2 separate regions of the Homo sapiens genome follow, and region 1 is linked to region 2. Evidence: read pairs that join two places in POLR2A ChIA-PET (ENCODE). Cell type or tissue: GM12878. All regions are shown on one strand. Each heading gives the region's core, and the rest is flanking DNA. Links, peaks and the distances in the headings are about the cores only.

Region 1 (4,394 bases), core at 72-4,071, 140 kb before region 2:
CAGGTTCAAGAGATTCTCCTGCCTCAGCCTCCCGAGTAGCTGAGATTACAGGCGTTTGCCACCACACCAGCTAATTTTTACTATTTTTAGTAGAGACGGGGTTTCACTATGTTGGTCAGGCTGGTCTCAAACTCCTCACCTCAAATTATCTTCCCGCCTCAGCCTCCCAAAGTGCTGGGATTACAGGCGAGAGCTACTGCGCCTAGCCTATATACACAAAGCTATCTGAAGACAGTTTCTACTGAAATCATTCAAGAGAGAGGAAAAAAGCTCTTAACAAGGAAATTAAGTTTCTGCCTCCACAGACAAAGAGCAATCAGTAAACTCTCCGGGAAAGAACTCCAGAGTTCTAGGGAGCCGACCTACACCGTTCATGGAGCTCTTGATGTGGCAAACTAATTTTACATGACTTTATATAAGAAGAAAGGAAGCAGCAATTTAACAATCAAGTCAGGGAAAGAATGGCAACACGATGATTATAATCAGAGCAGAAGGAACTGCAAGCTCCAAACAGGCTACAGATTCAGGGACAGGGTCATAAAATGGTGGTATCTGAAACTGAAACTAATAAGTTATCATAAATAATAAAATCGGCTATGTACAAAAGTTACCTACCAAAAGAGATGGTGTGTAAGCCTGCTGCCAATGAGAGAAGGCCTCCAAAATCTCATCAGACACTAAGAAAACAAATAATCTGATAAATTGAGCTTTAATGGATTACATCAATCTGTGGCAATGTGGCAATGTCATAACAGAAGGGTGGTGGTCCACAAGGAGACTGGAGAAAGATAAGCCAAAGACAAGAATCTGTCAGTGTTTCTCTAAAGGACAGGCAGGAGAAGGTGCACACTGGCCTATTCCGTGGACTCATCTTGCCTAGAGGAAAGATGTGTACATCCAGCTATTCTGCTGTGCCTCCTGTGTAGACTCTCCACTCATCTATTCACTTCTGAAATAAAATGGTTTTCCAGACTTTCCTGCTGAGAACAGACACTCTGGCCAGGCCACCCCAGTGTCTCTTATGCTTTGCAGTTATATCTCTCCTTATAAATTAAGAAACTCAGCCAAGTGCAGTGGCTCACACCTATAATCCTAGCACTTTGGGAGGCAAAGGTGGGCAGACCACTTGAGCCAGGAGTTTGAGACCAGCCTAGGCAACATGGTGAAACCCAATCTCTACAAAAACTACAAAAATTAAGAAATGGTGACGTACTCCTGTAGTCCCAGCTACTTGGGAGGTTAAGGTTCCCACCCGGGAGAATCACCTGAGTCCTGGAGGTCAAGGCTTGTAGTGAGCTGAGATCGTGCCACTGCACTGCAGTCTGGGTGACAGAGTGAGACCCTGTCTCAAAAAAAAGAAAAAAGAAACAAACTGGTATTTATAGTATTATTAAGTCTCTAATGACTTTGATAAGTATGAATTGTCCACAAAAACCTCTTAATCATAACCATGGATAAACTGACAAAAAAAAAAAAAATCACACAGTTCTCCTATGTACTTTCTGAAATTGCAAAGGACAAGGTAGTAGAAAATACCACAAAGGGATACATAACCATACCAGGCCACCTTGTTCAGCCACCACTAACTGGTCTTAATCTCTTCTTACTGCCCTTAATTAAGGCAGAGGGTATGGTAGTTGAGAACACTGGGTTCTGGAGTCAGGCTGCTTGGTTTGAACAAAATCCTTCTCCATCACTTCCTAATTAAGGTTTCTTAAACACCCTGAGCTCAGTTTCTTCATCCTGTTGAGCAGAGATGAAGGGGGGATATACCTCCAAGAGTCATTGGGAGGATTAAGAGACAATGCATTTGAAGAGACATTGATACAATGTCTGGCACCTAGAAAGCACTCAACAAACGGTAGCTCCTTTTTGTTATTACCATCGTCGTTATTTTTTATTATTAACTGTAAAAATAGTGATAAATCCTTTTGCTGAATATACTGACTCTAGCAATATTCCAGTAGTTGATCTTCATTCGTAGCAGTTTTCTTCTTTATCTGAAGCTCAAAAGAGCTTTTTTTTCTTTTTTTGAGATGGTGTTTCACTCTTGGTGCCCAGACTGGAGTGCAATGGCACGATCTCGGCTCACCACAACCTCCGCCTCCCAGGTTCAAGTGATTCTCCTGCCTCAGCCTCCCGAGTAGCTGGGATTACAGGCATGCGCCACCACACCCAGCTAATTTTGTATTTTTAGCAGAGACAGAGTTTCTCCATGTTGGTCAGGCTGGTCTTGAACTCCCGACCTCAGGTGATCCACCCGCCTCAACCTCCCAAAGTACTGGGATTACAGGCGTGAGAAAAGAGCTTCTTAAGGCACTAAATTAATTCCAATGCAAGACCCCAACCAACTTCTTCACAAGCTTTTTCAACCAAGGTGCAGAACTGCTCCTCCCTCAACAGCTGCTGTTTTGATCACACAAGCACACCTGTTCAATCTCATTCCCAACTTCCAACCAGCTTCAGAAGTCATGTCAATCACCTCAAACTTTCTACCCCTCTTTCTCTCTATTATAAAATAAGGGTTCTCCAAAATTATGGAAAGTTACCACCTACCAACTCCTGATATAAGAAGTAACATTTCCTTATATATATAGTAGATATATGGATACACAGACAAAAAGCCATCAACAAAATATAAGTTGAAACCACAATGAGATGCCACTTTACACGCAGTAGAATGGTTATAATTTTTTTAAAAAAGAAGAAAATCAGTAAGTGTTGGCAAGGATATGGAGAAACTAGAACTCTCATACACTGCTGGTAGGAATGTAAAATGGTACAGCCACTTTGGAAAACAGTCTGGCAATTCCTCAAAGGTTAAATACAGAGTTATCATATGACCCAACAAGTCCACTCCCAGGTATATAACTAAGAGAATTAAAAACTTAGATCCACACAAAAACTTGTATGCAAATGTTCATAATAGCATTATTCACAATTGCCAAAAAATGAAAACAATCTAAATATCTATCAACTGATTAATGAATAAATAAAATGTGGGCTATCCATACAATGTAATGTCATTTGGCAATAAAAAGCATGAAGTGCTGATACACGCAACCACATGGATAAACCTTGAAAACATCATGCTGGGTGAAAGAAGCCAGTAGGAAAAGACCACATATTGCATGATTCCATTTATATGAAATGTCCAGAATAGGCAAATCTATAAAGACAAAAGTCAATTAGTGCTTCCTAGGGACCAGAGAAGCTGGGAGGAAACGGGAAGTAACTGTTTATGGGTAAGAGGTTTCTTTTTAGGATGATGAAAATGTTTATCAAATTGATAGTGGTGATGAATATACAACTCTGACTATACTAAAAACCAATGACTGTACATATTAAATAGCTGAATTGTATGGTATGTAAATAATATCCCCAAAAAGCTGTTATGTAATTAGGTAAATGTTTACCAAATGAACAGGGACAAATAACCAGGAGAGGAGTGCTGAGTCCCCTGGGGGCAGTAGAAAGCTTGGGAACAAAACTAGCCAGTATACTCGTGAAAATAGGCTTCAGTGTGCCCTCCATAGCCTGCAAATCTATTTTTAAAAGCCACTCAAACATCTGTTAGCTTTTCATGTGACTTCACAACTTCCATCATCCTAGTTATAAACCATTTAAACACAATATCTTACAAATGTACATTTCATTTTTTTGCAGTTTGGGTAACCCCTATATCATAACTTATACAACAGAAGCTACTACAGAGCTAGTCATATGTATCAAATTTAATTCACTTATTTATTCAACAAACATTATATGCCTACTGTGTGCCAGACAACGTCCTAGTGTGAAGTATGCAAAGATGGCTGAGATGTAAGCCCTACTCTCAAGGAGCTCACACACAGCATGGTGAACTGAGAGTTATAATGTGAGACTTTGGAGAACACTCTGACTTGTGTTGCTGCAAATGAAATAAGGTCCTAATAAGTGTTATTTCAATGAAGATGATACAAAATAATTACAGGGCAGTGATCATCCTCCTGATGAGCAGCCTACCTGTTGACATGCTCCTCCCAGTCCTCTGGTGGAGGAGGGGCATCTGCATCAGTCCTGGCAAAGATGACATGCCGTTCACACTCATTCATCACGCTGCGTGCCTTCTGATTGTCATAGAGTGGCATAGGCGTTGATGTGACCGTCTCCACATCTATTGGGACGTCTGATTCACTGTAAACAGGTGAGGAAATAGGACCGGGCCACACATACTTCACAGGTATTTAACAATCATCTGGTTGACAAAAAATGTATCTTTAATACAGTCAGCTTTAAATTACGCATAAGCACATTATATTCACAAGAAAATTTTGATCCAAAGTCATCTTTCCCACACTTGTCTAGATCTCTGCCCTCTCAGACATGATGGTATGTACTGGAAGAACACAAAG
Region 2 (4,394 bases), core at 226-4,225:
TCAGCCTCCCAAGTAACAGGGATTACAGGTGCATGCTACCACATCTGGCTGATTTTTGTATTTTTAGTAGAGATGGGGTTTCACCATGTTAGCTAGGCTAGTCTTGAACTCCTGACCTCAAGCGATCTGCCCACCTCGGCCTCCCAAAGTGCTGGGATTACAGGTGTGAGCCACCGTGCCTGGCCCTTTTTGCTGTTCTTAAACACACCAGGATGCTCCCACCATGGGGCCTTTGCCCTGGTTGTTTCCTTGGGCTGGAATATTCTTCTCCAGAAGTCAGCATGGCTCACTGTCTTCCCAGGTCACCTCTCAGTGGGGCCTTCTTGCCACCTTGTTTAAAACTGCACCCACCATCCCACCCCAACTTCCTAATCTCCCCTGCCCTGTGCCGATTTCTTCTCTTCTCGTAGCACACATTGCTCTCTAGCATCTATGTAATTTGCTGATTTACTGTGTTGTCTACTGTCTGTCTCCTCCCACTGGCATATAAGTTTCAAAGGGCAGGTCTCTTTGTTTTGCTCATCAATGTATCTCTAGCCCCTAGAATGGCTCTTGGCACATAGTAAGGCCTCCATCCATGGCACTGAGTGAGTAAGTGAGTGAATGAATACCTGTCTGTTTTGGCAGAGGATCATTCCCATTTTAATAGTGTTAGAATTCTGAGGAGCTGATGAGTGCAAAGAAAAATGGGTGTTGTGCACTTACCGGGTTCAGAGTTCCAGCCACACAGGACAGACAGGAGGAGTGCCTGGGATGACATGTCAGGGACTGAGAAGTAGAGTTTGGGGCCTTGAGTGTGATGCATGGTTCCTCTCCATGTGCCTCAGTTTCCCCACCAGTAAGTGGTCTTTGGCCACTGGGGGTTTACACAGCTTCCCTCATTAGATGAGTCATGAATGTGCTCCTACACACTTAGAGACGGGCTAGGGGCATCGATGCAGAGGTAGGGGCCGAGTGTCCCTAGGAGTAAGGCAGGGGTACAGCCTTGCAGCACTTCTGTCTCCCAGCTCACGGCAGTTAGTGCCAGATATCTGTGGAACCCCATGCTGCGTGCAAGACGTGATGCTAGGTGATGCAGGACCACAGGAGTAAGATCATCGAGTTGGTGAGACAAGCCCTCAGGCCTGAGAGTCTCCTGTGATTTGAACCTTGGCCCTTCCGCTTAAACCTCGCCTGGAACTGTTTGCAGTACTGGGTGTTGTGGGTGGGTTTGTCCACCTTGGAATCTCAGAACAAAGCCACCTCCAGCTCCTCCTGCCCCAGTTTGTGTTTTGCCTTCACCACTCTCCCAGACCCTGAAGCTAAGTAATGAAGGAAGAGGGCAGAGCTCTGCACCCCCCTTGCAGCCCACCTTCCAGCTTCTAGCTGTGCCTCACCCTCTGGGACACTCCTTCCCTCCCAGGTACTTAGCTCATCTTTAAACACCTTATCTTTCCCCACCCACCTTATAACCACCTAGACCCTGTATAGACCTGGGTGTAACTCCAGCCAGCCTGGTCACTGACCTGTGAGGTGGCCTTGGACCTGTTACTCCTCCTCTCAGCAAGGTAGTGCAGTATAAATTGGTGGGGAAAAGCTAGAAATATTTTCATTAAAAAAATCCTCCTGGCTGTGGCTCACGCCTGTAATCCTAGCACTTTGGGAGCTCTTTGGGTGGGTCACTTGAGGCTAGGAGTTCGAGACCAGCCTGGCCAACATGGCAAAACCCCATCTTTACTAAAAAAATGCAAAAATTAGCTGGGTATGATGGCACATGCCTATAATCCCAGCTACTGGGGTGGCTGAGGCAGGAGAATCGCTTGAACGGAGGTTGCAGTGAGCTGAGATTGCACCACTGCACTCCAGCCTGGGCGATAGAGCAAGACTCTGTCTCAAAAAACAAAACAAAACGAAACAACAACAACAACAAAACACCCATATTTTCATCTAGGCTGTGTCAGATTTTCCCACTGACTTAATTTTATTCCCGCAACAACTTTATGAAGTTGAGAAAAAACACTGCATGATTTTTGCATTCACTTTTGGTTCCTCTTATCTGACACACCTTAAGTAACTTATCCTCCACACCCCACCCTCCCATCCGCACCTGCTTATTCATCCATTTGTTCAACCAACAGTGACCGTTTTGAAGCCTCTGTGTCAGACACTGTGCAGGCTGTTGGGAATCAGAGATGAATAAAACTGCCCTGTTCACAGAACTCACAGTCTACCAAGGAGAGAGACACGTGAACAACGCCTAGCTGCACAGAGCTCACAGATAGGGTGCCGTGGGGCTGAGGGAGGGCAGGCCTGTGAGATGCTTCTGAAGTGAGAGTAACTAGACTCGTTGATCCTTGTGGAGATCTGGGAGTCAGGGCCCGGAAGTAGTTGTGAAAGTCTGAGGTTTCTAGCTTGGGATTCAGGTTGATTATGTCATTTAACTGCAATCGGGAAAGGGGGACGAAGAGACAGTTTAGTGAGGGCAGAGGGAGGTAAGTGGTGGTCATAATAATGGTGTGACCCGTTGCTGAGCTCCTTCTCCGTGCCCAGCATTGTTTACACTGGAGCTTCTCACACTCGACTGCCTGGACATTTTGTTGAAATGCAGACTTGAACTCAGTGGGTCTGGGTGTGGCCCGAGAGTCTGCATTTCTGACAGGTTCTCAGATGATGCCCATGCTGCTGGCCCTGGACCACACCAGTGTGCAGTAACATCTAGGCAGGCATGCAGGGGAAAATGCCCACGTGAGGCTGAGGAGCAAGGCCAGGACAACGCTAAAAGGTTTAAGAGTCAGCCAAGAGGCCGGGTGCGGTGGCTTACGCCTGTAATCCCAGCACTTTGGGAGGCCGAGGCGGGCGGATCATGAGGTCAGGAGATCGAGACCATCCTGGCTAACACGGTAAAACCCTGTCTCTACTAAAAATACAAAAAATTAGCTGGGTGTGGTGGTGGGCGCCTGTAGTCCCAGCTACTCGGGAGGCTGAGGCAGGAGAATGGTGTGAACCCGGGAGGTGGAGCTTGCAGTGAGCCGAGATCGCGCCACTGCACTCCAGCCTGGGCAACAGAGCGAGACTCCGTCTCAATAAAAAAGGAGTCGGCCAAGAGCAGGCAGAATGGAGAGCTGCTGGGCACAGTGGCTTTGTAATCCCAGCACTTTGGGAGGCTGAGGCAGGTGGATCACCTGAGGTCAGGAGTTCAAGACCAGCCTGACCAACATGGTGAAACCCCGTCTCTACTAAAAATACAAAAATTAGGCGTGGTGGTGGGTGCCTGTAATCCCAGCTACTGCGGAGGCTGAGGCAGGAGAATAGCTTGAATCGGGAGGCGGAGGTTGCAGTGAGCCGAGATCGCGCCATTGCACTCCAGCCTGGGTGACAGAGTGAGACTCTGTCTCAAAAAAAAAAAAAAAAAGAATGTGTGAGAGAGGAAAGGACAGTGCAGGGGGTGTCAGTGTGTAAAAGCCAGGCTGAGGCGACTCCTTGATGGAGACGAAGAGAACCAAGGGGGCACGCTATTCGGGAGCCTCCTTGGAGGGTCAGATGGGGTGAAGACCATGCACAGACTGTGGGATGGGACCTTAGGCTGTGGGGTGCCCAGCGAGAGCAGCCTCGGACAAGTGGTGCCCGAAGGCAGCTTTGCACCGGTTCTCCGTCAGCCCTGCCTGGTAATAGCCTCAATATGGTGATTTGATCTCAAGAAGCTGCCTGGGGGCAGGTGTATCTGAGAGTGACAGGAGCTGGTTAATACTCCGGGTGCAGGCAGAGGTCCCAGCAGGGACAGCTGACAGAGCTGTGGCCAGGCTCCTTCTCACTTTCCCTTTAGTGCAGTGCTGTGGGAAGGGAACATGAGCACGTGGAGGGGCCTGGTGCGTGCCAGCCAGTGGGCAGCTGCACCTCCTTCCTGGCTGGCCCCATGCAGCCTATGGGCGGGTTCCCAAAGAGGAGCCAGCACTGAGAGGACACTCACGTGTCTTCACTTGACAGTTCTCTTCTCAGAGCTCTTGTTTGTGCAATGGAAGGCAATGCTGTGCATCGAGGCCCTGATAGGTTCTTAGTTATTCTGGTGTTTACTTTTCAAAGGTCTCGTATTTTTAACTAGGAAATCCCGCTCCAGTGTTTTTCTGCTCACCTCTGGTCAGGACGGGAAGCACCGAGCAGATGTTTAACCTTGAAAATGGGTGAATACACAGGAGCACAACATCAGGGAATGGCCCTACAGGATCAGCAGGGGGCCCTTGGGAAGGGGAGGCCTGTCTCGTAAGTAAAAGTCTGGGAAGACATTTCAGCGGAATTTGCTAGGGCGGGTAGACATGGCGTTTTCCACTCTGGTACGTGTTGCCCTGGGAGAGCTTGGACAAGACCCGAAGGCTGAGAGGTGAGCCTCACCGTCCTTCGCAGCAGCTTTGGGGGTGTGG

Evidence for each region. ChIA-PET counts read pairs that join two places held together with the same protein. Peaks named below come from ENCODE experiments on the same cell type or tissue, not always from the same donor. Only the 100,000 strongest peaks of a DNase experiment are listed, where the experiment ranks them.
Region 1: POLR2A ChIA-PET joins it to region 2 with 5 read pairs; 23 of 35 experiments call an interaction of 5 or more read pairs at or near these places.

Annotation. Positions count from the first base shown.
Region 1 is chr2:96,627,307-96,631,700 of GRCh38, forward strand. It overlaps KANSL3 (KAT8 regulatory NSL complex subunit 3), which reads right to left. Exons shown (of 21, transcript NM_001115016.3): 3 at 4,006-4,176. Among named protein-coding and RNA genes, the nearest start is that of KANSL3, 8.8 kb to the right of the region's middle. In GM12878, for the core only: no CTCF peak of the experiment used is centred there; no DNase peak of the experiment used is centred there.
Region 2 is chr2:96,766,190-96,770,583 of GRCh38, forward strand. All of the region lies in intron 1 of CNNM4 (cyclin and CBS domain divalent metal cation transport mediator 4), which reads left to right. Among named protein-coding and RNA genes, the nearest start is that of CNNM4, 7.5 kb to the left of the region's middle. RefSeq lists an enhancer at 3,248-4,182. In GM12878, for the core only: no CTCF peak of the experiment used is centred there; a DNase peak (open chromatin) is centred at 2,083; H3K4me3 peaks cover 2,459 bases; H3K27ac peaks cover 2,034 bases.